Linked DNA regions of Homo sapiens: region 1 is linked to region 2. A link is an interaction called in ENCODE POLR2A ChIA-PET data of the cell type or tissue named here. Cell type or tissue: PC-9. All regions are shown on one strand. Links, peaks and the distances in the headings refer to the core of each region. The heading gives the core; the rest is flanking DNA. Region 1 overlaps CHD2 (chromodomain helicase DNA binding protein 2). Region 2 has its middle 63 kb from the start of CHASERR.

Region 1 (14,989 bases), core at 4,274-12,273, 160 kb before region 2:
TGCTGGCATAAACGGTCACAATCAGTATTGTCACAACTCTGGAAATTAACCAAATGCGTGCAGCCATCTAAGAAATTTATTCAAGAAAATGGCTCAGCAAGCTTCAAGGCATTTTTTAACTTGCACTATTCCCACCCCTTAACCCCAGCTGCATGACAGCCTTCAAAACTAACACTTCTGCAACTACAATAGCTGTGTAACCAGCAGCACAGCAGCCACTGGAGGGTAAAGAAGAGGTTGAGAGTTCTCCAAAAGCCCTATTCCCCCAGAATGACTGGACCTGGCTAACAGCACCCTAAGAAGCTCCATTCTCAGGCTTGTCTTTATTGGACTGACCCAGAACTCACTGTGTGAATAGCCCTGTCCAAAATTCATTGGTCAAAAACAATTAGATGCAAAGATTTAACACCATGACGGCCTGAGGCAACATTACCAACTGGAAATAACAAAAGGTTGAACAAAGACAAAAAGAAAAACTGGGAGGAAAGATGTTCATAGGATAGATACTCTGAAAAGCTCTGACATGTGCAGGTCTGTGTCCATGCAGAGGAAAGATCTCAAAGGGTCCTTCCGCACGCTCCTGGGACACCCTCTGCGCTTTGGCTTCTTGTCATCATCAGACTCTTCTGTCTCACTCTCAGAAGCAGAGGATCTCTGGGCCTGCCTCTTGGACTCACTGTCAGAGTCACTGTCATTTGTCTGAGCCTGAGAAAGACCTTGAGCAACTGTGCAAGCAGGAACTGAAAGTTAAGGCAGAGTTGTCAATTGCCTTCCAGAGCATTGAAACGTGCCCCAACAACACATACCCAGCCCTTCAACAAAGGCTGGTAGACTTACAGGCTCAAAGCATTTAAGGAAATCTCTGTTCAATCATTAGCTGACCACTAAGCTAAAGGAGTAGAGACTACACATAGCATGACAAGGATCACATAACATGACAAAGAATACAGACTTCAGATAACTAGTACAGGAAAGTCACTAAACAAGCAAATACAACAGCAGCGGCAAACACAACACATGGCTGGGAGGGGAGATCTGATTTCCAGAGTTGCCATATGATTTAAAATGTCCAGTTTTTCACGGGAAAAATTACGGGACATATAGAAAACCAAAAAGTAAGCTGGGCATGGTGGCTCACGCCTGTAATCCGAGCACTTTGGGAGGCCGAGGCGGGTGGATCACCTGAGGTCAGGCGTTCGAGACCAGCCTGGCCAACATGGTGAAACCCTGTCTCTACTAAAAATATAAAAATTAGCTGGGCATTGTGGTGGGCACCTGTAATCCCAGCTACTCGGGAGGCTGAGGCAGGAGAATCACTTGAACCCAGGAGGCGGAGGTTGCAGTGAGCCAAAATCGCGCCATTGCACTCCAGCCTGGGTGATAGGAGCAAAACTCCATCTCAAAAAAAAAAAAAAAAAAAAAAAGTATGAAGTATGAAGTATACATAGGAAAAAAAGCAGGTAATAGAAACCATCCCTAAGGAAGTCTAGCATGTAGGCTTATAAGACAAGGATGCTAATCAGCTATTATAAATATTTACAAGAGTTAAAAAAAGTCTGCCTAGAGAATTAAAAAGAAAGGTCGAAAATGATATCAATAGAAACAGAAATGCTGTTTAAAAACGGACATTTTTTAAAGAGTGAAATAGAAATTCTAGAGTTGAAAACTACAATAACGGAAATGAAAAAAAAAATCACTGGTGAGGCTCAGCAGCAGATATTAGCCTGAAGAAGAGAGAACTGCCAAATCTGAAGATAGGCCAATTGAGATTATCCCACGTGAGAAACAGAAAAAAAGAAATTAAGACTTTCCTTCAAAAATGAAGATGAAATTAACAGTGCGAGCTAAGCCAAAATAGAGAATCCATTGTTAGCAGACCTGCCTCAAAATAAAATGCTAAAAGAGAGTCCTTTGGGCAGACATGAAAGGACATAAAATAGTAACTCAAATCACATGAAGAAATAAGAGCACCCATGGAATAATAGAGTAAGTAAATATAAAAACAGTATACATGCATTTTTGTAACTCTTTTCCTTCTATCTGATTTTAAAAGACAACTAACTAGGCTGGGTGTGGGTGGCTCACGCTTCTAATCCCAGCCCTTTGGGAGGCCGAGGCACACCGATCACCTGAGGTCAGAAGTTCAAGACCAGCCTGGCCAACATGGTGAAATCCCATCTCTACTAAAAATACAAAAATAATTAGCCAGCGTGGTGGCAGGAGCCAGTAATCTCAGCTACTTGGGAGGCTAAGGCAGGACAGTCACTTGAACCTGGGAAGTGGAGGTTGCAGTGGGCCGAGATTGCACCACTGTACCCCAGCCTTGGTGAGAAGAGCAAAACTCCGTCTCAAAAGAAAAAAAAAAAAGAGACAACTAACTATATAAAGTATGAATTATAAAACTGCATTGATGGGTTTAAAATGTGTAAAGATGTAATGTGCGACAACAGCACAAATGGGGATGGTGAGCTATAACTGGGGCAAAGTTTTTATAATGCCATTGAAATTAAATTGATGTTAATTCAAAGTAAATTGTTCTAAGATGTTACTTGTAATTTCTAGGGCAACCACTAAGAAAATAAGTGAAAAAAAAAGTTTTTTTTTTAAGGTAATTAAAATGGTATATTATATATTTAACACAAAGGAAAGTAGTAATGGGGAAATAAACAAAAAAAACATGACATATAGAAGACAAATAGCAAAATGCAGACATAATTCCTACTTTATAATAACTGCATTAAATGTAAATAGATTAAATACTGCAATCAAAAAAAAGAGATTGGCAGAAAAAATATTTTTAAAAAATTTTAAGATACCATCTTTTTTTTTTTTTCCTTCTTCTTTTAGAGAGTTTTGCTCTGTCACCCAGGCTGGAGTTTAGTGGTGCCATCTCGGCTCACTGCAAACCTTGGCCTCCTGGGTTCAAGCAATTCTCGTGCCTCAGCCTCAGCCTCCCAAGTACCTGGGACTGCAGGTGTGTACCACCACACCTGGCTAATTTTTTGTATTTTTAGTAGAGAGAGGGTTTCGCCATGTTGAGACCATGCTGGTCTCAAACTCCTAGGCTCCAGCGATCTGCCTGCCTTGGCCTCCCAAAGTGCTGGGATTACAGGCGTGAACCACCATGCCTGGCCAAATACCATTTTTTAAAATTTCAAATACCCAAAAAGAAAGCTGGAGTGGCTATACTAATATCAAACTGAAAATAGGAATTAAAACAAAAATTGTTACTACAGACAGAAATACATGTTACAATAAAAAGGCCAATCAAGACCTATCGATTATAAAAAATATATACAATTAATAAGAGTCCAAAAACACATGAAGCAAAAACTAACAATTGAAGAACAAATGGATCATATAAGAGTAACAGAGATGTCAACATCCCATTTTCAATAATGGGTAGAACAACTAGGCTGCGCACGGTGGCTCAGGCCTATAATCCCAACACTTTGGGAGGCTGAAGCAGGAGGATACTTGAGGCCAGGAGTCTGAGACCAGCCTGGGCAACATAATGAAACCTTGTCTCTACCAAAAAAAAAAATTTTTAATTAGCCAGACATGGTGGCACATGCCTGTAGACCTGGCTACCTGGGAGGCTGAGTGAAAAAGGCACTCAGGCAGGAGGATCACTTGAGCCCAGGAGTGTGAGGTTACAGTGAGATAGGATCATACTCCAGCCTGTGCAAGAGAGCAAGATTCTGACTCTACCAAAATAACCACAACTATACAGAAAATCAATGAAGAAATTAAAGACCTGAAAAACACTAAGCCAAATACAGCTATAGAACATACTGCCCCATAGCAGAAAACACATTCTTCTCAAAATAATACTGGGAATAGGGAGCAAGAAGAGGTGGGGTGTGTATATATACATACAATTTTGGCTACAAATTCAAAATTGTTAAGATGATAAGCACAAGAGGGGATGTGTTACATGCTATTCTGTCAGTATTTTGAAATATTTCTATTTTTCCATAGTAAATTAAACAAAGAAAGAAGAATAGGTGTGACCTTTAAGTGAAAAGAAACACCTCACAGTTTCAAATACATGAAACTTAAAGGACTATTTAATATAATTATAATATGGATTAGGCCTTAAAACCATCTTTATACTTTCTATTTTCTTCAGGCTTAAAAAAAAAAGATGGAAACTGGAAAAAAAATAATTTGTAAGCAACAATTTTAGATTTTTTTATGGAGGATAGAGACATTTGAATCAGATACCAAGAAATGTATAGTAATCACTCACATAGAAAGATGTCTAAAATGGATTTTAAATGGGATCGGGGAAAGCAAGGTGCTGAACAACATGCTGTACATACTACTTATAAATCAAAGCAAACCACTAGCAAACTGATGTCAGTACTAACACAGGTGGAAGTGGGATTGTGGCGGAGGGGAGAGGTAGTGAGGGTAGACTTATTTGTACCATTTTTATTTTTGATATTTCTTTTATATACAGATACATAAGTCTGTATATACATGTATGTCAATTATCTCCTTCCCCGAGCTGAACTTTGTGAAAATGTTCTGAATAACCAGAGAATAAGAGAGAAATAGAGAGATGAACAACAAATAAAAGTGATCTCAACAGAAAGAAACCTTGGAGAAGGAAGGATCATCCTACAGATCTGGGACAGGACCCAGCTTCTCTTTCCTTTTTTGTAGGTATTAGCCTCTGCCTACCCTGTCACGATGTCCAGGATCCAGTCAACCCAAGACTTACAGTACGCACTTTCAAACAAGCTCAGTGAGAACAGAGCCTCCACCAACCTTCGGATCTCTGCATCAGTAAATCCCTCCACGAGGTCCTTCCGCACACTCCTCGGACGCCCTCTGCGCTTTGGCTTCTTGTCATCATCAGAGTCTTCCGTTTCACTCTCAGAAGCAGAGGATCTCTGGGCCTGCCTCTTAGACTCAGTGTCAGAGTCACTGTCATTTGTCTGAGCCTGAGAAAGATCGAGGCAAAGTCACACTGTAACAAGTGCGAAGTTCAAGTGGTGAAAGGACTAAGAGAAGGCCATCTTAATTCTTTAGTATTCAGAACTTCTCACCATATCAGACAAGTCAATTTTCCTTTGACAAATAAGGGGAGACAGGTCTTGGAGAAATACCCACTTAGGACAGTCATACTTTCAGAGACATTGTAATATAACGATAAGTGAACTGGATTAAAAATATATGAATATTTTTACAATATCCCATTATAAAACAGGTTCATGTTTACTCCTTTGGGCAAGTAATTTTACTCTTTGTGCCTTTATTTTCTCATTTGAAAAATGAAGACAATAGTACCTATAACAGATGGTTTTCAGTAAGTTAAAGCACTTAGAAGTATGCCTAGCACATTGTAAGGGCTCAATAAATGGTAGCTAGTGTTACCTCATACTGATTTACTGTGACCTTGAACAAATCTGTGTCTATTACCTCCAACAAAATGGGTAAAAAAACTTGTTCTACCTATTTCAATGTTGTTACAAAAATCAAATTAGATAGTGTCTGTGATGGAGCTTTGTGAACTGTCAAGTTGGTATATGTTTCTTATTTATAGTTATATAATCCTTTACTAAGTATTTATATCAAGTGCTGTGAACTGTTATGGACAAACAGAGGTGTGACTTTCTGAAAGTTGAAGGCAGTGGCAATTAACAGCCAAACTGTGAGGACTACTCAAAGGCAAAATGCAAACTTCTGGAAATTTCAGACCCTGTTTATCAGCTTCACAAAGAGCCAATTTGCAAAGACCAAATCCGATGTCTCACAGGTGTGCTCAGGAGCTCTGCAGATTTCTCCACTTTCCTTTGTTAAGTTTCCTACAGTATCAACTCTGCTCCTGAAGCCTCTGTGTCAGGGGAACAATGCAAGGCCTCTTCTTTGAATAATCAACACTTCTGTAGCATTCACAACATAAGAAATAATTTCATATCTTTCATCTCACTTGATCACCTTTTTAGTGGAACTCCGAATTCGAGGCAGCATATAAATTTCTTCTAGCTCCTTCTGCCGCTCTTCCTCCTCTACTTTTTTCCTTTGTTCCTCTGGAATGATCTCATCCCAGTCCTTGTGAGGACGCTCTTCTAGCTCTTCTTCATCTTCCATTGTTGCAAAGTTGGCAACCTTAAAACAGACAACCCATTGTCTGACATTTCCCTATTTCTAAACACCATCTACTAAAACAATTTATCCAGTGTTTTTATCTAAGTAGACACTGTGAATAATAGGACTTTTGTGATATTACATAATCAGATAATCAATTTTCTATTAATTTTTCCTTTATACCCCCAAAAATCAACTTGTCAAGTCCTCAAGTTCATCACATCATAAATTTTACTGAAAAGCAGAGAAACAGCTACAAAGATACAAATTGTTTTTATAAGTTTTATTGAATGAGCTGTTATAAATCATATACATGTTCTAATAAATATAATACTAATGATAAAATTTAGATTTATTTAGATTTTAAAATGCTTAATACCTAATACTCCATGATGAACTTACATTTCTATAAGTTGTATAGAGTTCATTTGAAACAATGCATAACTCAAAGCACTCATTATCATCTAGCCAACTGGTTGCTTTATTCATTTTTATCAAAAATATGAAAGTTAAAGATGTGTGGTGATTTCATATGCTCACAAGTGCACTTTAGTCTTAGGAAATAAAATGAAAACATAAAACAGAAAAAATTTAAATAAATCTAGAAGAATATTCTCTTCATTTCTTATCAAATATTATTTAATATCCGATATGTATTTGTACTAAAACAGTAGGTATCCCAGAAAGAAAGCCATCTAAGTGTATCCATTTCAAAGAACCAGAGGAGGAGTACACAGAAACATCTACCACCTCTGGACAGCATCTGAGCAGTGGCAGGCAGCCCCCAGCCTGGCTCCGCATTCTTCTTATTCCCTCCCTCCTAGCCTTTGAGACAGTCATAAGGTATAAATGAGCTTCTGGAGGCTCCATTCCTTGGAGCCAACAGTGAAGTCAAGTTAAGACTCTTACTTTATGACTTTTGGCTAAAATTAACTAAAATTAAGATTGATGTAAATATGCACATACGTTAGTGGTTCATGCAGTAAGGAATTTAACTTTTCCAAAAGGGACATCGTGGTTAAAGGCCAGACTCTGGCCCTTAACTTAAGATAGTGCTTGAAACACAGTAAGAGTTACACAAGTGCAGGTTTTTATTGCTGAAGAAAGGAGCAGCAGTCACAGAGGTGGAACTGAGCTGAAACAGTGCAATGGACTGAATGTTTATGTTCTTCCCAAAAGTCATAGGATGAAATCCTAACTCCCAATGTAAGGTGTTAGGAGGTCATGAGGGTAGAGCCCTCATAATAGGATTACTGCCCTTATAAAAGGGACCCCCAGAGAGCTCTCTAGCTTCTCTCTCTCTACCATGGGAAGATAAGAAAAGTCAGCAGTCTGCAACCTGAGAGCCTCCACCAGAACCTGACCATGTTGGCACCCTGATCTCAAACTTCAAATCTTCAGAACTGTGAGAAATACATTTCTATTGTTTATAAACCACCCAGTCTACGGTATTTTACTGCAGGAGCCCAAACCGACTATGACGAACACTAATAAATCACCTTCCCCCTTCTCTACCCCATCCTCTGCATCCTAACCCATTAATCTAGGGCTCTCTGGCCCACTCAATTCCATCCTTGTTCTTCCATTGAAACAACTTCTACCAGTGGCCAGCTTTGGAGCTAATCACACAATATTGCTTCCTTCCAAACACTTCACACAATTTCCCCTAATTCAATTCAATCCTAATGGGCATACTACACTTAGCCATCATTGTAATCATCAGGTCTCTCTTGCTTCTCTACCTCCATGGAATCAACCCATGGTCAATCCTTCCTTCCAAGCTGTCACATGAATCTTGAAAACCTTTGCTATTTTGACTTTCCTGTGCCTCCCAAGCCAATCTCCCACCTTGGGATAGCCAACTGATCCAATTTCTCTGACCTCAAAAGTATTGCTGGAGAAAGTCATATGACCCTGCTGACTGGCTCCACGGCAAAGCTGTATCATCTCAATTCAGCTGACTCCCTATCAGGTTCCTCCCAACAACTTTCTGCCTCATCCATGGCTGTCCCAAATCTTTTCCACTTCTCAAGCAAACACCTCACTTACTTTACTAGTCATTAAGAGCATAAATTAAACTCCCACAGCATCTCTTTCCTCCTCTTCCCTAAAGTGTACTTGTCCTTTTTCTTTCCAAGGCCAAGTCTTCCATCTGTGCTTTTGACTGTATCCCTTCCAGTCTCCTCTGGGGCAATGTGCCATCAAATCATTTCCTTCCTGAGAACCTTCAATATCTCCCTATACTCAAGTTCTTTCCTCAAACTAGAAACATGGTAACATCTTTCAAAAACCTTGTCTTGCTTCAACCTTCTAGCCATATAATTTAGCATCCCTGTACTCTTTCACTAAGCTTTTTAATAACATTGATACTCTGTGCTGCCACCTCCTATTCGTCTGGTGCCCAACTTTTGTGTTTAGTCCTCATTTCATGTAATTTTCTGTTATATGAGACACCACTGACACCTCTTTCTCTCACTTACCAAACAAAAAACAAACTAAAATCTCACCAAGTCATCAGAACCTTCTAATTGTCATCTACTCTTTTCCTATCTTTGACCTCTCTTTGGCATCTGATCTATTGACGTGTCCCACAGTGCTCCACACGTCCTGGTTCTACACTCTGTCCTGGCTCTCTACCTAGCCCTCTCTTCAGTGATTTCTTTTCCGCCACACACTGACTCTACATAGGATAGCCCACTTCAGTGATTACCTTCGTGCGGACTGTAGAACCTACATTCACAACATACTCACAATTCAGAGAACAATATTGAGGATATGACTCAATTCAGGTAAAGAGAAAAGCAGAGCGCCTAGCACAAAGAAAGCGTTCATAAACATTAGTCATCATTAATGAATCAATGCTGAGAACTCTCTCCCACAAAGATCTTCATACCTTAAACTGTGATAGAAGTTCATCTGTTGCACTTGTTGACACTTCATTCTCTCTCGTTTCAGCCAACCGCAAAATTTCATCTATATCCATTTCCTAAAAGAACAAAAGCCAACACGAATAGAATAAAATGGCAACAGATGAGTTGCCTAGTTGCCCAGAAATTATTCGTATTTACTAAAAATGTTTGGTGCAAATAAACCAATTCTCCTTTCTGATATTTCATTTACTTTCAGTTTCAACTCTACATCTTTTACATCTAATGTCTCAAACTATAATTTATACAAATGACAAGGTGAAACTTCAAAAATTAAAACGAACAGAAATGGGAGAAAAAAACAACCCAAAAAAGTATACTCGAATGCTTTATTAATTCCTTCCTACTCAATTTGGTAAGAGCTATGAGATTCCTACGAAAGAAAAACACACTGTCCTTCAAGTAATTACTTTTTCTTTACAAAAGCCTCTAACAGAATCTTCTTACAGAAAAGTTAGACTCTCACAGATCATACTTCTCAAAAAAATTTCCCTCTCCTCATTGTTAATTACCTGAGGTTCTGATTCCTCCCCTTCCAGTTCTTTGAAGAGATCCTCTGCTCCAAATTTCAAAATAGCTGTCAGCTCTTCTTTATTAAAAGGATTTGAGCTGTGGAAGTAAAATGTAGTTGTTAGAAACATCAAATAACCTCTAAAGTGTTCTACTTCAGAATAACTATCCTTCAGAAAGAGGTCAAGTTAACTGCTGAAAATATAAACTCTGCCTCAAGAAAAATGATTTCTCAAACATCGCATTTTCTATCTACAGGATGAGTCTGTGATGGTAACCCTAAACCAGCAGAATAGAAAATTAGTTACAGTCCTACTGGTTCACCTATTGCATGGGTAAGCCAGAAAGGTGACTAGCAATGTTATAGAATGGAGCTCTTTCCTTTGGCCTTTTACTCAGAAAGTTATAATTCACCAAGAATTTTCAACCTTCTCAACCCCGGTCCAAAATAAAAGAGCTAGGCTTTTCTCATCTAGCTTCCTCTTAAACAGAAAACTATCTGAAAACATTTTATTTAGGAAGGGCTAATTTGAATACACCTTTAACATAGCTGCAGCGGGCACAATGGCTCACACCTATAATCCCAGCACTTTGAGGGGCTGAGGTGGGCCTATCACTTGAGGTCAGGAGTTTGAGACCAGTCTGGCCAACATGGAAAAACCCTGTCTCTACTAAAAAAAAAAAAAAAAAAGAAAAAAAAAATTAGCTAGGTGTGGTGGTGCACACCTGTAGTCCCAGCTACTCGGGAGGCTGAGGCACAAGAATCACTTCAACCTAGGAGACAGAGGTTGCAATGAGCCAAGATCGTGCCAGCGCACTCCAACCTGGGCGACCGAGCGAGACTCCATCTCAAAAACAAACAAACAAACAAACAAAAAACATAGCTGAAACACCACCACAGAAGACACTCAACAATCTGCTCAAAATGTAAACTTATTTTTATTATTATTTTGATATCATTATTATCTTGATAATATTGATATTATTATTTTGATATTATTATTATTATTATCGGTCGCCCAGGCTGGACTGCAGTGGCACAATCTCGGCTCACTGTAAGCTCCACTTCCCGGGTTCACGCCATTCTCCTGCCTCAGCCTCCCAAGTAGCTGAGACTACAGGCGCCTGCCACCATGCCTGGCTAATTAAACTTTATAGGAGATGTAGCTGTGCCTCTTCCCAAAGCCAATTAAAACTTCATTACTTTCTTTTTACACCCTTCTGGAAGCACAACAATCTCCACACAAACATTTTTGCCAATAGTAAAAAAAAAAAACAGCTGCCAATCCAATCTGGATTCTCACTGCAGAAAAGTCAAAGGTGACATTATGCTAGGCTGACACCCAACACACAACTCCACTGCTGTTGCTGTGTCATATGTCACATGAGCAGCCAAAAGCAAAGGTAAGGGAGAGGGCAAGAAAGAGAGGAAAACACATAAGAAGGGGGGTGATGGGCAAAAAAAGGAACCAAGAAACTCAAAGTGAAAATGCTATCCTATTTGTGGTTCTGGCCTGGCATCTTCCAGGTAATGAACAGACTAATGTCTGTGGTAGAAAATCCTATTATATCCAACAGTGATGTAGAATCAATTTGATTCTGCCTACCTCCCAATCTTCCTGGCACTTACTTGGACCTTCCTGAGTTGTTTTCCAGGATCGTCCGGCCAGTGGTGTCCATGCGCTGAATCACCAGATGATCTAATACCATCTTCTTTTTGGCCCGTTCTATGATCTCCTCCTCCACAGTCCCCTTTGTAACTAAGCGGTAAATATTTACCTGTAGGAAAAGGAACTGTTATGCTTATGCCTGAACCACCCCCCAACCCCCCCAAAAAAAGAGAGAAGGATTAGCTCTGTCAAAACCCAAGAGGGGAAAATTTTAACAGAATTTATTCTCTAACCATAGAAGACTGTAAGCCATCCAAGCAGGCAGCTTAAGTAGATGCAATACTTTTACTATGTGCAGCAGGTTACAGTCTTAAATAAAATTGCCTCTAAAGATCTGTCGTTATGGCCTGTTCCATCAATAAAAATCGTGCTTCAGTGATGGAAAGTTCCACAAAAACAGAATCTTTGGCCAAGAATGAAACTTACGGGTTATCCAATATAGAACAGACTTTAAGATTCATAAACAAAAAAGTGTGTGGTTTTCCAAAGTACCTTTAAAGCTAACACTGTCATGTATAATAAAAACAAACCATCTTGAACAATAGGATATTTAACTTTTCCATACTAAAATAGAGAAAATGTTCAGTTCTAAGTCTATTCATCATATATCTCTCTCAAGATAAACACATAGAAGGTCGCTGATGTTGTACTTTTCAAACAGAGAAAAAGAAAAGTTCCTTAATAGGTTCATCTTGGGCCCAAAGACAACATCTCTGTGCTAGTTAACAAACAGAAATCAATGCTTCAGGGGAAATAAAAGCAAAACAGGGAAAAAGCATTTTATTAACATCCTGAAAGGGCTGAACAAGCCCCCTGGCCCCCAACCCTAAAGCAATTTCCAGAAGCCTCTCCATACTGACCTGCTTCTTTTGACCAATTCTATGCGCTCGGGCTTGTGCCTGCAAGTCATTCTGGGGGTTCCAGTCAGAGTCAAAGATGACGACTGTGTCCGCTGAAGCCAAATTGATTCCCAGGCCACCAGCCCTTGTCGAGAGCAGGAAACAGAAGTCCTGTACACAATGCAATATACTACTTTATGCAGTGGCCTTCTCAGAAACAGTTTCACAGTCCAATAAGCCCTTACACCTGGAAACCCCTGCAGGTGTGAAGAAAAGTGAGATATGATGGACAAACTTTATGGAGGCTAAAAGAATGTCAGGGACTTGATGGTAGAATGAATTTTCATTTGATTAAGAGGCAAAGTCAGTGCCATGAACAGGAGTAGAGTAGACTCTAATAAGGCAATGGGAGTGAGAGAATTAGTGCTACCTCCCGGCTACAACTAATATACAAGAAGTTAACAGCAACAATAATAAAAACAGACAAACAATTATCATGGAGATCATTAACTCCAGGAAGTCACCTGTATAATTATTTTTAGGGAAAAGGTAGATTATGCCATGTAAGTCAGTTAGTATAAACAGAGATACTTTATTATATAAATATTTATGTTTGTTAGGCTGGCGAGAAATATAGAAACACTGCACTAAAGAGATCATATATGGTAAGTGTTGAGAACCACAGGATCCTCAATTACCACAAAACATGCCAAAATTATAAAAAAATCAAAACAGGTTTGGCTGGAGAGCGATGTGTGGAACCACCCAGGCACTGACACTGCAGTATCCACAGCAATGACAGTAGACACTGGGCAAGCACAGCACACCTGCCTGCGTCTGAGTGCTCAGAAAAATATGGGGGCAGGAGAAAAAGAATAAAATATATAAGCCGGGGGGAAAAGGTGAAATATTTCTATTTTCAGGGAATTTAATCATATATGTCAAAAGCTGATGCCTTTGTAGCAGAGAGAAGCAGCATTGAAAAACTGGTAGTCCTGAGTTCCATCTTGATAAATGGGTATATTTAGCATACACATAGAGATGCAATGAAAAGGTCTCCATGTTCTAATAGTCACATTCAACAACATTATGCCATAGAAATAAAAATGGAGACAGCTGCTTCACAAGAATTTTAATTAAACAATTCCAATAAAGAAGTGATCAACAGGAGTGTCCAGGCACATAATCTGTGATTCTTAAGAGAAATATTAAGCACCACCACACTCCAAAGAGAAGTCTAAAGATAAACAGTGGACAATTTAAGATGAGATATCTAAAACAAATGAAATCTGGAGTCAAAAAGATCCTATCAACCAACAATCTGCTATATCACTCTTTAGCAAGGATAACGTGGATTATAATATGTCGTCTGCATCTATGATCAAGTTGAAAAAGGTTAAAAAATTATAAAACTCAATGCCACTAACGGTAAGGTAGTTAAATAAATAAATGGTACAAGCATAAGAAAAATTTAGAAATTTAAAAAAAAAATTTTTTTTTTTTTTTGAGACAGGGTCTCATTCTGTCACCCAGGCTGGAGTGCAGTGGGGCAATCCTGGCTCACTGCAGCCTCAAACTCCTGGTCTCAAGGGATCCTCCTGCCTGTCTCCTGAACAGCTGGAACTACAAGCACACAATACTATGCACGGCTCATTTTTTAATTTTTTGTAGAGATAGGGTCTTGCTATGGGCCTAGAAATTAAATTTTGTAAAATCTTTAATAACATGGGGAAACTTTTTTTTTTTTTTTTGGTAGAGACAGGTCTCACTATGTTGACCAGGCTGGTCTCAAACTCCTGGTCTCAAGTGATCCTCCCCCATCTTGGCCTCCCAAAGTGCTAAGATTACAGGTGTGAGCCACTATGCGCGCCTAGCCTCAAAGTATAATTTTGAAGGGAACAAAACTGTATGCAACATGATCCGAATTAGGTAAACATATAAATGGTTCCATCTAGTAGGAATGGAAATACACCCCAAAGACGTGAACAGCAAGTTGTGTCTAGAATGAGGGGTACAATTGTTTTTTTCTTTGTATTCTTTACCATCTTCCCAATATTCTAAGTAAGCATATAATATTTTGTCCCACAATAAATATTTAGTTTTTTAAAGGAATTTTTAAAATACTGCAGAAATGGTAGAGAACTTGTGTTCTATATAGCCATCATAGTGAGTGGGAATCAACTGAGAGCTATGCAAAAAGCAATTTTTTTTTTCCCCTGAGACAGGGCAATATGAAACATTCGACTCATACTATTTTTTAAACTAAGAGTGGAGAACACAAAACCAATTTCAACCAACACTACATGATAAAAATAGCAGATATTTAGAGCGCTTACTATGCACTGGGCAATGTGATCAGTGCTTTATGTTGATTACCAAATTTAATCCTCAGAGCAATATTATGAAGTGGGGTATCAGAATCATTGTGATTTTACAGCTGAGGAAACAAGGAGCAAGGAAAGGAGGAATGGGAATTAGTTGATGACCGATGTCTTTAATTATTCCATTCCTCTTATCCTTAATGAACGAGAGCCTTGGCTCTGAATAGATTAATGCCCCAAGCCCCTCAAGAAGTAAATGTTTAGACTACAGAAGTAGCCAGAATACTAGTCTAACTAGGATTTCTACACTCTAAAGGCAGACAGCAGAGCATTCTGTAGTAACAGGCACAGGCATCAAGAGTTTTTAAAGCTCTTCAGAAAGCTAAGTCTGTTCTATCTGTTTAAAAAAAAAAAAAAGTAGTGGCTCAGGCTCCAGAAATTAGCATTCTCTGTGAAACACTTCTACTTCAGGTTGTCTCCACTGCTTCCTTTAGCTCTACACATTATTACAGTTTTATTCACACCAAAACTTTTCTCTCCCACTTCTCTCAAATCCCATGGCATCTGATGATTTGATATGCACAAACTACAATGTTGTCATACCTTCTATTTCATCCTAAGTA
Region 2 (14,989 bases), core at 3,164-11,163:
CTCGGGAGACTGAGGCAGGAGAAGAGCTTGAACCTGGCAGGTGGAGGTTGCAGTGAGCAGAGAATGTGCCACTGCACTCCAGCCTGGGTGACAGAGTGATACTCTGTTCCCCCTTCCAAAAATAAATAAATAAATAAATAAATAAAAAATCCTTCCGTGTAAACAAAAGCTTTGTTAAATCTCTGGAATTAAAACCAATGTTTGTAGTTTCTGAAATACGGTTTTGTCAGCTTGATAAATTTCATTTGAAGGCCGGGCACAGTGGCTCATGCCTGTAATCCCAGCACTTTGGGAGGCCAAAGCGAGTGGATCATCTGAGGTGAGGAGTTTGAGAACAGCCTGGCCAACATGGTGAAATCCTGTCTCTACTGAAAGTACAAAAAATTAGGCCAGGCACGGTGGCTCATGCCTATAATCCCAGCACTTTCGGAGGCCAAGGCAGGTGGATCACCTGAGGTCAGAAGTTTGAGACCAGCTTGGCCAACATGGCAAAACCCCATCTCTACTAAAAATACAAAATTAGCTGGGCATGGTGGCAGGCGCCTGTAATCCCAGCGACTCAGGAGGCTAAAGCAGGAGAATTGCTTGAATCCAGGAGGCAGAGGTTGCAGTGAGCCGAGACCACACCACTGTCCTCTAGCCTGGGCAGAGTGAGTCTCCATCTCAAAATAATAATAATAAGTAAATAAATAAATTTCACGTGAAACAGAACCTCAACATATTACTACTTTGCACTTGCATCAGTACTTACATCACTGGTGTTTAGAAAGATAGTATTTATTTGGACACTCATTTTGTTATGTAAGCATTGATAGCAACAAAACTAACATTTTTTTTTTCTTGTTCCTGTTTTTTTTTGTTTTTTTGTTTTTTTTTTTTTTTGAGATGGAGTCTCGCTCTGTTGCCCAGGCTGGAGTGCAGTGGCGTGATCTCAGCTCACTGCAAGCGCTGCCTCCCGGGTTCACGCCATTCTCTTGCCTCAGCCTCCCCAGCAGCTGGGACTACTGGTGCCCGCCACCACGCCCGGCTAATTTTTATTTATTTATTTATTTTATTTTTAGTAGAGATGGGGTTTCGCCATATTAGCAAGGATGGTCTCGATCTCCTGACCTCATGATCCACCCGCCTCAGCCTCCCAAAGTGCTAGGATTACAGGCATGAGCCACTGCACCCGGCCTCTTGTTCCTATGTTTTGCAAAACAGTTCTTAGTTCTACCCAGCAGATAATGTCTACCTTATATAAGGTGCTGTGGATAATGGCTGAAAAACCAATTACTCATATGAACTGAACTTTTTTGTATGCATTCTATATTTCTGGAGTCATTAAGGACAAAATGCATATGTATAACTTAACTCACAGGCTTTTGCCAAGGCAGTAACTATAGGAAACTGAGTATTGTGTTGCTGGGGCTTAGAAAATGATACCTGAAAGTTCGGTGCTTTGGCATGCCAAGTACTTTGAACTGAACGATGATAGAAGGGCCTCAGAAGCAAAGTCTCTCTCAGAACTTCTCTTGCCCTCCTGTCTTCCTCTCCCACTTTTCCCCAAAACAGGCCATAGAAACTAGAATTCCTTTTCCCCAAGGTGGGTCACAGAAGCCAGAAATACTACTCTAGGATTCCCCTGCCTTTCTGTTTAGGAACTGGCCATAAACAAATTCTCTGACCTATCTTGTCTGATACAGTAGATCATAAGACCCTTGTTCTGCAAGGGGTCCTTCCCTATACCCAGGAGGAAAGGGTGCTGCACAGACAGGCCAAGAAGGATCTGAACAGACAGGTCTTGGTGGGTTTCCCCACCTCAGACTATCAGTACTAGCTCAGACCTGCTTTGATATTTCCACATGCCTGCCATTCTTCATGAACCCTAAGCATAAAAATGGATAGCTTTGCGGCTGGGCGCTGTGGCTCACGCCGGTAATCCCAGCACTTTGGGAGGCTGAGGCGGGCGGATCACGAGGTCAGGAGATCGAGACCATCCTGGCCAACATGGTGAAACCCTGTCTCTACTAAAATACAAAAACAAAAAAATTAGCCAGGCATGGTGGCGAGCGCCTGTAGTCCCAGCTTCTCAGGAGGCTGAGGCAGGGGAATCGCTTGAACCTGAGAGGCAGAGGTTGCAGCGAGCTGAGATGACGCCACTGCACTCCAGCCTGGCGACAGAGCGAGACTCCGTCTCAAAAAATAATAATAATAATAAAGGATAGCTTTCCGTGGGCCTTTGGGTCTTCATTTCTGAAGGCTCCCCTGTCATATAAAACTTTGATTAGATAAATTTGTCGTGCTTTTCTCTTGTTAACCTGTCTTTTGTCATAGGAGTGTTGCTGTGTGATCTTTACTATGGGTGAAGAAAGGTATCACATTTTTCTGCCCCTACACTTCCCTCACTCAACTAAAATGCAGCAAATGTTAGAAATGATGTCCAAGGTGAAATTAAAGGATTGGCTAAAGGGTAATTTGGGAAGTCTGTTTAAGTGGGTAATTAGGGAATTCTGTTTAAGTTTGGTATTTGTTTGTTTTGTTGTTGTTGTTGTTGAGACAGGGTCTTTGTCACCCAGGCTGGAGTGCAGTGTCACAATCATAGTCCACTGCAGCCTCAACCTCTTGGGCTCAAATTGTTCTCCTGCCTCAGCCTCCTGAGTAGCTGGGACTACAGGCACATACCACCATGCCTGGCTAATTTTTAAAATTTTGTATAGAGACAGGGTCTCCCTATTTTGTCCTGGCTGATCTCAAACTCCTAGGCTCAAATGATCCACCCACCTCTGCCTCCCAAAGTGCTGGGATTATAGTCATGAGCCACCACCGCACCCAGCTAGTTTGGAATCTTAACCATTTGCTGAACTTGTTTATCCTTCCTTCCTCCTCCCCCACGACTCCAACCATGCCTCAGTTTTTGACCCTAAGAGTCAAAAATTCAAATATCTATAGAGGCCAGGAAGTTAACTTTAATGAGCAAAGCAGCTAGATTTAAGAAAAATAGAAACAGACACATTTTATGTGTCTAATAAACAGAGGCAACTCTTCATTTCCACTAAGAAATGGGCTCCCTCGGTTGGGTGCAGTGCCTCACGCCTGTAATCCCAACACTTTGGGAGGCCGAGGTGGGCAGATCACCTGAGGTTGGGAGTTTGATACCAGCCTGACCAACATGGAGAAACCCCATCTCTGCTAAAAATACAAAATTAGCCGGGCGTGGTGGTGCATGTCTGTAATATCCCAGCTACTCGGGAGGCTGAGGCAGGAGAATTGCTTGAACCCAGGAGGCAGAGGTTGCAATGAGCCGAGATCACACCATTGCACTCCAGCCTGGGCAACAAGAGCGAAACTCTGTCCCCCCGCCCCCCCCCCCCCCCCGCAAAAAAGGGCTCCCTCTCATTATTCTTGAAAGATGCTTTTGTCTTGTTTTCTCTCTTTTGGTACTTAGAAATACTTTACTCCAAGAAAAATACTAGTGCAGATTCAATATAAATGACACTTCATACTTAGCATCAATGGAGAAGCAACAGGGAATGGCAAAGGCTATGGCAAAGTGGACAGCTCATATACCATCTAAAGTAGCACTAGGCACCTGCTGATAGGGTAGCCATATCTTGTTCTTTTTTTTTTTTTTTTTTTTTTTTTTTGAGATGGAGTCTCATTCTATCACCCAGGCTGGAGTACAGTGGCGCAATCTCGGCTCACTGCAATCTCTGCCTCCTAGGTTCAAGAGATTCTCCTGCCTCAGCCTCCCAAGTAGCTGGGATTACAAGTGTGCACCACCACACCTAGCTAATTTTTGTATTTTTAGTAGAGACAGGGTTTCACCATGTTGGCCAGGCTGGTCTCGAACTCCTCACCTCAGGTGATCCACCCGTCTCGGCCTCGCAAATACTGGGATTACAGGCATGAGCCACCCCACCTGGCTGCTGTATCTTGTTCTTTAGATGAGCAAAAAGTAAAAAAAAAAAAAAAAGGCGAAGTCTCTGATTTGTATGTAAATTCAGATTTTAAAATGTAGCTTCAAATTTTACAAAACGAATGTTAAAAAGAGCCCAACAAAATAGTTTGGTGGGCTTGACTCAACCTGTAGGCCACCAGTTTTAAGATCTCAGATCTACTCATGTAGGCACCCTGCCGTGAAGTGCTGGGAACAAAAAGATTTAAAAAATCTTTGAATATAAAATAAGAAGTTTATGGACTAGAGAATTAAACATGACTACCCACACTTAACTATCTGTGTGCTGTAATAGGAGAAATTACCAAGTGGTCTGGGAGCCCAGGGGAGACCAAATCAGATGCAGGTGCATGAGCAGTAAGGTAGGTCAGGGAAGGATTCCAGAAGGAAAGGATAGTAGGAACTGTCTTGCTGGTTGAGCCAAGCCAGCAGAAATGGTGAAGGAAGGTGGTCCAGGCTTGGTTATCAGCACAGCCACAAGTAGCCTGAGTCTTTTGGAAAAGAAGCTAAGGTAGGATGCTAGAAGCAAAGATGTCTTAAGATCAGGAGGTCAGTGGAGAGAAGTCCTTCTTGTGAGGCATCTCCAAGGTGCCTACATGAGTAGAAGAGAGCAGACTGAGGAGTGAAGACAACTCAAAAGAACATCAAGGCCAGTTGCCTGGTCTGCATTTCTTAGACACATTATTGTGGCCTGGTGCAGCATGCAAACTCACTTCAGCATCTGCCAGAAATTAGGCTTAATTTCAAAGAAACCAGGAAGTAAAAGTTTCCATCAAAATAGAGGATTTAACCCCCAGCATTTGACAATACCTTCTCCTGGCTTCCCACTATCTGATTCATTATTATGTCTGTGGAAAGGGTGGGCCAACAAGCTGACTCTGAGTGCAAGCTGACTCTTTGACTGGAATAGCTGGTCTAATCTTGACACAGATGCAGATCTAAAATGTAAATCAATGTGTCCCGGGTACAGCAAGGGAAAAAGACTCCCCTTCCTCCCTTCCTTTCAGCATTTATTTGAGAAAACTTGTAAGGGAAAATTCTTTCTCTAACCCTTTGAGAGGTATGTAAATCTTTTTAAAAGCTAAATAAGCCTCTTACCAGCTTTACAGCCCAGAAATGTCTTACTCAGTGACCTGGGAGCTGTCTCTTTGAAATGCAATCACCACAGAAGGTAGCATCCCTACTTACAGTTTCTGTGGGAGAGCAGGAGTGTTAACTCCAGTAGGTGCCTTACTTCAAGGTGCAAACCTAATTCCTGTTATAAAAATGTAAGTTTATTTTTCCTCTAAATAAAACTAATTAGCTAACACAGATTACCAGCTACCAATTACTGTGTGCATTTTGCATGAACTAGCTGTGACAAGTGGTGCTGCCAAGTCCTCTTACTTGGAGACTGGTTACTATTTAATCTTGAAAACATGTATGGTAACGGGGTATATCTGCTTAGGTATGTAAAAGGGTGAAATTTCTTTCTGTCCTTTGCAATCTCTAGCTAATGACCTGTGATGCACACCACATTTGAACTTAATGCTTATTCTATCATAGAACTGTTTTTTCTTCTGCTTTTGTGGGTAGGTTTTTTTGTTGTTGTTGTTTTGTTTTTTGGGTTTTTGTTTTTCCTTTATAGGTTGGCAGAAAATTTTAAATTATACTTCCCCAATCCCTGCCACCAAGGTTGGCTAGGGTTGGGGCTTTCAGCTCAGAGGGAAGCATCTAAATGGCTGGATGACTAATACCTGATTCAAATGTGAGAAGTCAGTTCGCAACAAAGAGAGGTGTACTTCAGGGAAAGAGGCTTTCACACTCTGCAAGTGCTGCACTTAGAAGACATCATGTACTCCCAGTAGTATTATATTTACAGAGGCAGTATATAGCACAATGGCTGCCTTAGGGCAGGCTCTTATCAGACTGCTTGGGTTTGGATGCGGATTCCACCATACACGACTAGCTGTGGCACCTCAGGCAATTACTTAACCTTCCAGAGCCTTAGTTTCTCTATCTGTAAAATGGGGAATAAAATGGAGGTACCTATCTTAATGGCAGTGCTCGGCAGAATAAATGTTAATTAGTATCTTTTTGATGTGAATTAGTATTACTTAGCAACTTTATTTGAAGGTTTGTTACAGGCAGAGCCACTTTCGGGATACAAAGATGGATAAGAAACAAAGTTCCTATCCCCAAGGAATTTATAATCTAATAATAATTATAGTGGTGCCATAAGATCAGATCTAGGTGTAAGTTTTTTTTTTTTTTTTTCCCCCGAGACAGAGTCTGGCTCTTGTTGCCCAGGCTGGAGTGCAATGGCGCGATCTCGGCTCACTGCAACCTCAGCCTCCCGGGCTCAAGCGATTCTTCTGTCTCAGCCTCCCGAGTAGCTGGGCCCGGCCGTAAACTAATATTTCAAGAAAAAGAAAAATAGGGCCGGGCGCGGTGGCTCACGCCTGTAATCCCAGCACTTTGGGAGACCGAGGCAGGCGGATCGCCTGAGGTCAGGAGTTGGAGACCAGCCTGGCCGACATGGTGAAACCCTGTCTCTGGTAAACATACAAAAAAATTAGCCAGGTATGGTGGCGGGGGCCTATAATCCCAGCTACTTGGGAGGCTGAGTCAGGAGAATCCCTTGAACCCGGGAGGCGGAGGTTGCAGTAAGCCCAGATCGGGCCACTGCACTCCAGCCTGGGCGACACAGCGAGACTCTGTCTCAAAAAACAAACAAAAAAAAGAAAAATCAACAAGTATTTTTAAAAGGGGAGTGGACATGGCCCGGGGCATCATTACCCAAACTGAACTACACGTAATTATATGGTTCTATAGTTAACCGTCATCGCCCAGACTTCTTCCTGAGCTAGTTTAACAAGAAAAGCCAGAATTCTTATCAAAAGCAACAACGAATGCAAAAGCCCTGCCACAGAAAGGCTGAGACCATGGCTTACACACCTGGTGGCACTCCCTTGATTTTTCTCATCCAGACAACATAACTGAACGGATTTTTGTAAGGTTGTAACAGTAAATAAATATTGACATTGAACAGGCTGAAAGCCAGCCATATAACTCTTGCTTTCCGCTAAGCTCAACAGTGTGCAACTGGCTTTGTTCCTGGCGCACTAAAACAGGATTCGGAGGCCATCTTGGAAACAAAAGGGCCCTGGGCGCCGGGGGTGGAGGAGGCGGTATCCTGGCAACGGAGGCGCGCGCCCTGCCGCGCAGCCGCATTTTGCCGCGCCCAGCATCCCGCCGCGTCGGCGGGGCGGTGGAAAATTACCGCAGATTCCTCTTAAAGGCGCCCTGACATTTCCTGCCTGAAACCTGTGCGCTGGTCGGCCTGGGTTGCGGCTCCTGGGAAGCCAAAACGTGAAATGGGGTTTCCATCCTGTCTTCCTAGAGGAAATAAAATTCAGGTCGAAGACAGTTCCCAGGGTAGCAGTAGTCTCTAACTGGGCAAATAGTGTCGGAGAATAGGCTTCCTCAAATTAAGGGAAAAAAAAAAGAAAAAACCCCAAACCAAACCAAACTAAAATAAACCCTAAAATATTGACTCGGGCAAAAGAGAGCTACTCAACACGGGAACGGAACAAAAGAAACAACTTCACAAAGTCACACTGACTGTGTAACAGGTTTAAAAAATGAATGGGTCCTGAAGCAACGATAACTCATTTTTGACAAATGGATGGACAAATTATAGCTTACCAGGAATGACCAGAAAAAAGAATTAACTTATTTGAGAAGCTAAGCATGATCAGAAAACGTATCATCTCTTTGTAGATCAGTTCTTAACAGTAGAATAAGTAATCCCTCTTCCTTTGTCCTCAAATTACTTTCGTTCAGGTTAGTCACTTCTGTGATTTACAAGTTAAGCGGTAGTTTATTGCTGTCTTGCTTTTCTGACAGAAGAAATAAATAACAATGCCCCGGGTTTTTGCAACGTAAACATCCAGGATATATCCTACGGGAGTCCATGGCTCTGAAATTAATCTCCTTACCAAGCAAAATTTACTGGGAGCCCTCCTTGAAATAACTGAATAAAAAAGAAATATTGGTCTCCCGGAAGTAGAGCTCTTGACACATTAAATATCTCTTCAGTCCATTTCCAAAGATGAAAGATACAGCCCTTCGCTGGGTGCCTTCTCTGATGGTTTGCTCGGTGGTAGATGTCTGTTTGCTGTAATCTGCTGTCAGGCATACCCGTCCACTCCTCCTGAACCCTGCTCTGATGGCAGGCATGACTGTGGCCATCAGGATGGCTTCTCATGAAATATAGAGGACAGAGATGTTCCAGTCTTATCATGGCCTTGGCAAATTGATTTTTCGTTCCCGGATTGAGCCATTTTCCCCATGCTTCTCAGCCATATTCAGCCACATTTATTGCACCTCCACCCCAACCCCCTTTTAACATATCCCTTTTTTCCCTAACGTAAATGCTCCGAAATTCCAGTCACCACTTCTTAGTAATTTCTGACGGACGTTTCATGTTTTTCAGAATGCGGAGCTGTGATATTTGAGTACTAAACAAATGTTTTGCATGAGTTTAGACACCTAGGGACAGTGTTAGCCGGTAATTTTCAAGTTTGGATGTTGAAGGGATGGCGACTTATCACAGGGAAAATTAATTACGTGCAATGAAAAGGTTGTAGTGTAGAACTGTCATCCACTTTGAAGCTTCAAGGGAACGCGATTTAATGTGATAGGAACTGTGACTGTAAAACAAAAATATGTGCAGCTGCAGTTGGTGCCCACATTTTTGGTTTTGATGCTCATTTACCAGTACTAAGAAACTGAAATCTGAAAATGCCTTCTTTCAGATCACCTGGTGGCTCTAACTTTTGCAAAAGTCGTGGAAAGCCTAATGTATAATAATATGTAATGGCTGCCAAGCTAGGTCGGCGCAGAGACCGGGTTGGGTAGTGTCACTCCCACCTTTCCTCTGCAGGGAAGTGGCATTTTACAGCCCAGACAGCTCTGCAGGGTTTCTAATGGCCTACAGCAGCCCCATCGCCATACCTGGAGATAATCTTCCTTTAACTAAGACGTACTGCAGAATAGAGACTTCAAGAAAATATACAGAGAATGCCAGCGGAAAGATACAGGGGCATTTGCCCTCTCAAATACAATTCTGTTAAGTGGCTAAACTCTGATGTTTAAAATATAATAAAATAATTTTGAAGAAAGCAAAGTGTTTAAATGTATGTAAAAAAGCAAGGAGAGTTGGAGGACTGGCTATCTAATAAAGATGATAAAATTGCATAGTTCATAAAATTATCTAAGAACAGGATCTGAGTGCAAGAAGGCAGGGTTTGGAAATTTGGCCTTTGAGGTAAGGCCGCCAGATAAAATACATCAGTCAAATTTGAATTTTTGATAAACTGAATAATTTTTTTAGTGTAAGTAATATTTGGGACATACATTTAAAAAGATAGTTTGTGGTTTGTGATTCAAATTTAACTGGGCAACTTGGACTTTTATTTACTAAATCTAGCAATCCTAGTTTAAGGGTCTACACACTTACAGAGGGCATATGTAATTAGGTTTCTACACCTTCATCAGAATGGCAAACAACACCAGAAAGCCTCCAGTTCAAGGTGCCCAGCCAAGATGCGAATGTGACAAACACAGCATACAGGTGTGTTGCCCCTAATAAGTAACTTCAGGGATGGCCTCCAAGTGCAGCCCATCCAAATATTATGAGCACTTACTATTAACTTGTTCATTCATCCATTCATGCAACAATTATTTATTGAGTGCCTGCTGCGTGCCAGGCATAAATTTTGGGAAAAGTAAGATAAACAAAGAAAAAATCCCTGTCTCTGAAGGGTTCTTATTTTTGTCTGGAGGACTAACATGTAAAATGATAATTGCCATAAATGACAAGTGATCACATAGTTTGATTAGAGAGAGAGCAGAAACATCAAGTTAAGCTTATCTAAGATTGATGGCAGGGGCGGGGGACAGAGAAACTTCAAAGAGGAAGTGACTTCGATGAGCTGGTCTCAAAGGAGTCTAAGCTGGCAGAGTTGGGAAGGACCTCAGTAAAGAGAACGGCATGAATAAAGGCTAGAAGTGGGTGAGGACGTTGTGGATATTTAAAAAACAAAACAAGACAAAAGCAACAAATTACAAAAACATAGTGAAAAGTCAGCTATAGCAGGAGCCACCGGAGGAAGGTTTGCTGGAGATGTCTGATAATATAGGCTGGGGTGACATTGTAAAAGTGAGTCTATAGAGCTCAAAGTCTCCTGTGCACAAGCAGACTAGGATAAGGGTGATGGTGAAAGAGATCAGTGATGGGAGACTTTTTCCATTAACTCTTTTTTTTTTTTTTGAGACGGAGTTTCGCTGTTGTTGCCCAGGCTGGAGTGCAATGGCGCGATCTCAGCTCACTGCAACCTCTGCCTCCCAGAGTCAAGCGATTCTCCTGCCTCAGCCTCCCTAGTAGCTGGGATCACAGGCATGTGCCACCACGCCCGGCTAATTTTGTATTTTTAGTAGAGATGGGGTTTCTCCATCTTGGTCAGGCTGGTCTCAAACTCCCGACCTCAGGTGATCCGCCCACCTCGGCCTCCCAAAGTGCTGGGATTATAGGCATGAGCCACCGCGCCTGGCCATCCATCCATTAACTCTTAAAAAATGTAAAGAGATTAAAACTGACTTAAAAAAATGTGTATGTGCACGTGTATCACTTTGCAATGGATCCTAGGAACATAAAAATGAATACGGTATCAATCTTACCTTCTAGATAGTCTAGGTTTCCCAGGGAAACCTTCCACACATGGGATAAGTGCTGTAATATAACAAGTAAACACCGTGAAAAGTCTGGGAGTATGAAAGAAGGAGAAACTCCTGGAAGGAACAGAGAGGGCCAGTCAGGGCTTCCCAAAGGAAGAGATGCTAGATTTTTTTTTTAATTAAAAAATTTAATATTTATGCAAATCGTTAGACATTTTCCCAACAATACAAAACAGTATACAGTGAAAAGAAAATCTTTCCTCACCCAGACCCTTGACTGCCCATCAGAGGCATCCTTCCCATTAATATAAATATCACTCTGGCCAGGCGTGGTGGCTCACGCCTGTAATCCTAGCACTATGGGAGGCCGAGGCTGCCAGATCACGAGGTCAGGAGATCGAGACCATCCTAGCTAACATGGTGAAACCCCATCTCTACTAAAAGTACAAAAAAATTAGCTGGGCATGGCGGTGGGTGCCTGTAGTCCCAGCTACTCAGGAGGCTGAGCAGGAGAATGGCGTGAACCTGGGAGGCGGAGCTTGCAGTGAGCAAAGATCACGCCACTGCACTCCAGCCTGGGAGACAGAGCGAGACTCTGTCCCAAAATTAAATAAATAAATAAATAAAATGAAAATAAATATCACTCCTTTCTCTTTTTTTTACACAAATAGATGCATTTTGTATTCAGTTTTTCATACCTCCTTTTTTTTTTCTTTGAGATGGAGTTTCGCTCTTGTTGCCCAGGCTGGAGTGCAATGGCACAGTGTCGGCTCACTGCAACCTCTGCCTCCCGGGTTCAAGCGATTGTCTTGCCTCAGCCTCCTGAGTAGCTGGGATTACAGGCATGTGCCACCATGCCCGGCTAATTTTGTATTTTTAGTAGTGACAGGTTTCTCCATGTTGGTCAGGGTGGTTTCGAGCTCCTGACCTCAGGTGATCCTCCCGCCTTGGCCTCCCAAACTGCTGGGATTACAGGCATGAGCCCCCACACTCGGCCTATTTTTTCCCATTTAACAATGTATTTTAGAAATCAGTGCATATAGGCTGGGCGCAGTGGCTCACGCCTGTAATCCTAGCACTTTGGGAGGTCGAGGTGGGCGGATCACCTGAGGTCAGGAGTTCAAGACCAGCCTGGCCAACATGGCGAAACCCCGTCTCTACTTAAAATACAAAAATTAGCCGGGCATGGTGGAGACTAATTAGGAGGCAATTGGCCAAAGGAGAAGGAGGCATTGACAGCGGGCAGAAAGTGGATTAAGGAAGCAGGATTGATAATTACCACCGTCTATTGAGAATTTATTATTTGTGCCAGGCATTTTACTAAGTACTACATACTGTCCAGCATTTATCCAATTCTTGGAACAAATAAAGAAATATTTGCAATTTACAAGTAGGAAACTGAAGCTCAGAAATATTAACTGCTCAATGTTACACAGTTTGGAAAGGACAGAACTGGACTCCAACTCTGCCTCCCTCTGACTCCCAAGTCCCAGTTCTTTTTTTTTTTTTTTTTTTTTGAGACGGAGTCTCACTCTGTCGCCCAGGCTGGAGTGCAGAGGCGTGATCTCAGCTCACTGCAACTTCCACCTCCCGGATTCAAGCGATTCTCCTGCTTCAGTCTCCTGAGTAGGTGGGACTACAGGCATGTGCCACCACTCCTGGCTAATTCTGTATAGTTTTAGTATAGATGGGGTTTCACCATGTTAGCCAGGATGGTCTCGATCTCCTGGCCTCGTGATCCGCCCGCCTCAACCTCCCAAAGTGCTGGGATTACAGGCTTGACCCTCTGCGCCCGGCCCAAGTCCCAGTTCTCAAACACAGTTCCACAGGGCCTTGGAAGAACCAGGAGCAAGGCTTTAGGGCTATTTGATATGGGGGAGGAAGAGAAATTTGGGGGAGACTAGTAGTGATACATAGGCCTAGAGCCCTAACCCTGTTGGAATGTGCCCATGAGAAAACAGGGTTAAAAATATAGGGGGAGGCCAGGGTTGGTGGCTCACACCTGTAATCCCAGCACTTTGGGAGGCCGAGGTGGGCAGATCACTTGAGGTCAGGAGTTTGAGACCAGCCTGACCAACATGGTGAAACCCTGTCTCTACCAAAAAATAGAAAAATTAGCCAGGCGTGGTGGCACGCACCTGTAGTCCTAGTTACTATGGAGGCTGAGGCAGGAGAATTGCTTGAACCCTGGGAAGTGGAGGCTGTAGTGATCTGAGATTGTACACTCCAGCCTGGGCGAAAGAGGGAGACTCCGTCTCAAAAAAAAAAAAGGGTGTGGTCAGAACTGATCGCCCAAGGAAAGAGCATTGCATTCTCTGGGATTGTTTTTAAGATGATCATGTACTCGCTTCTAATTTTTTCCCATTATTCATGCCTTTGTTTTATTCCTCTTTACTATTCTGTGTTCTCTAAATGATTTGGAGAGAGCAAAGGAATGGCTGTGGCAAGTACAGTATAATTTTGGAATAACAGACTATTGAAGACCATGCGTGGTGGCTCACACCTGTAATCCCAGCACTTTGGGAGGCCAAGGCGGGTGGATCACGAGGTCAGGAGTTTGAGACCAGCCTGGCCAAGATGGTGAAACCCTAGCTCTACTAAAAATACAAAAATTATCCGGGCGCGGTGGTGGGCACCTGTAATCCCAGCTACTTGGGAGGCTGAGACAGGAGAATCGCTTGAATCTGGGAGGCTGAGGTTGCAGTGAGCCGTGATAGTGCCACTGCCCTCTAGCCTGGGCAACAGAACAAGACTCCGTCTCAAAAAAAAAAAAGACTATTGAACTTGCCAATTTAGCAGCAAAGACTCTGGGGTCTACAGTCTAGGATATGAGACAACCTATAGATTGCCTCTTTCATTTCTGGAAGGACTGAGGAAAGAGGCAAATTTACAAGACGTTTTCCTTTCATTGCTAGGCAGTAACTGTACCTCAGTAAAAGGATATTTTCAAAGGCCCTTGAGATTAAAAAGAACTTTTTTTCTTCTTCTCCTCCCTCTCTTCTTCCTCAGTCATATCAGTAGCAGATATGAAATTTCAGCTTTAAGGAGACAGGCTTCTAAGAGCTATAGCTTCCACAAGCTGTTCAAAGTCAAGTGTTCCTTAAAACAATTGAAATGTAAAATATTCATCATTATCTGCTTTAGGTATCAGCTATGAAATACGAATGATAAAACAAACAAAAATATCTAGAGCTGCTTTGAAAGGATCACCATGAATCTCTGGTAACAGATTTTAATCTCAGATGCACAGTGCTGGTTAGGTAAAAAAAAAATTCTCACGTTTATTGTGGTTCTGTAGAATCAGACTACTTAGTAACTTTGCAAAGGTTTACTTGGAGACTTTGAATTGACCTCAAATACCGTAGTCGAAGAGATCAACCTCTGCCATAGGGTACTGTCACTAAAAGGAAGACTATTACAGAATAATGACTGCCATCTATGGTAGTTTTTATTTTTTTTGAGATGGAGTTTCACTCTTGTTGCCCACACTGGAGTACAATGGCACGATCTCAGCTTACTGCAACCTCCGCCTCCAGGGTTCAAGCGATTCTCCTGCCTCAGCCTCCCGAGTAGCTGGGATTACAGGTGCCCGCCACCACGCCCAGCTAATTTTTGTATTTTCAGTAGAGATGGGGTTTTGCCATCTTGGCCAGGCTGGTCTCGAACTCCTGACCTCCAGTGATCTACCCTGCCCGGCCTCCTAAAGTGCTAGGATTACAGGCGTGAGCCACTGTGCCTGGCCTATGATAGTTCTTACAGCCCCATATCCTTTTAATATTAACAAAGTTTTCTTCATTCTACTGGAATGTATTTTATTGCAAGTATAGTAAGTAGAAGGATTTCATTTAAAGAGAAACTAGGGTTAAAAATATAGGAGGTGGCCAGGCGTGGTGGCTCGCGCTTGTAATCCCAGCACTTTGGGAGGCTGAGGTGTGCAGATCCCTTGAGATCAGTCGGGAGTTTGAGACCAGCCTGACCAACATGGTGAAACCCCGTTGCTACCAAAAAATACAAAAAAATTAGCCTGACGTGGGCCGGGCGCGGTGGCTCACGCCTGTAATCCCAGCACTTCGGGAGGCTGAGGCGGGTGGATCATGAGATCAGGAGTTCGAGATCAGCCTGACCAACATGGTGAAACCCCGTCTCCACTAAAATTACGAAAATTAGCCGGGTATGGTGGCACACATCTGTAATTCCAGCTACTCGGGAGGCTGAGGCAGGAGAATCACTTGAACCCTGGAGGCAGAGGTTGCAGTGAGCCGAGACAGAGCCATTGCACTCCAGCCTGGGCAATAAGATTGAGACGCCATGTCAGAAAACAAACAAACAAAC

Evidence for each region. Peaks named below come from ENCODE experiments on the same cell type or tissue, not always from the same donor. Only the 100,000 strongest peaks of a DNase experiment are listed, where the experiment ranks them.
Region 1: POLR2A ChIA-PET joins it to region 2 with 5 read pairs; 12 of 35 experiments call an interaction of 5 or more read pairs at or near these places.

Annotation. Positions count from the first base shown.
Region 1 is chr15:92,975,461-92,990,449 of GRCh38, reverse strand. It overlaps CHD2 (chromodomain helicase DNA binding protein 2), which reads right to left. Exons shown (of 39, transcript NM_001271.4): 21 at 12,067-12,216; 22 at 11,167-11,315; 23 at 9,539-9,635; 24 at 8,993-9,085; 25 at 5,950-6,120; 26 at 4,777-4,952. Among named protein-coding and RNA genes, the nearest start is that of MIR3175, 79 kb to the right of the region's middle. RefSeq lists an enhancer at 8,504-9,703. In PC-9, for the core only: no CTCF peak of the experiment used is centred there; a DNase peak (open chromatin) is centred at 8,939; H3K4me3 peaks cover 1,425 bases; H3K27ac peaks cover 5,371 bases.
Region 2 is chr15:92,812,634-92,827,622 of GRCh38, reverse strand. No RefSeq gene overlaps it. Among named protein-coding and RNA genes, the nearest start is that of CHASERR, 63 kb to the left of the region's middle. RefSeq lists enhancers at 2,165-2,821, 7,055-7,199, 6,563-7,228, 7,050-7,344, 6,842-7,389, a cis regulatory region at 7,119-7,134 and a silencer at 7,103-7,162. In PC-9, for the core only: no CTCF peak of the experiment used is centred there; DNase peaks (open chromatin) are centred at 5,702 and 6,812; H3K4me3 peaks cover 2,865 bases; H3K27ac peaks cover 5,535 bases.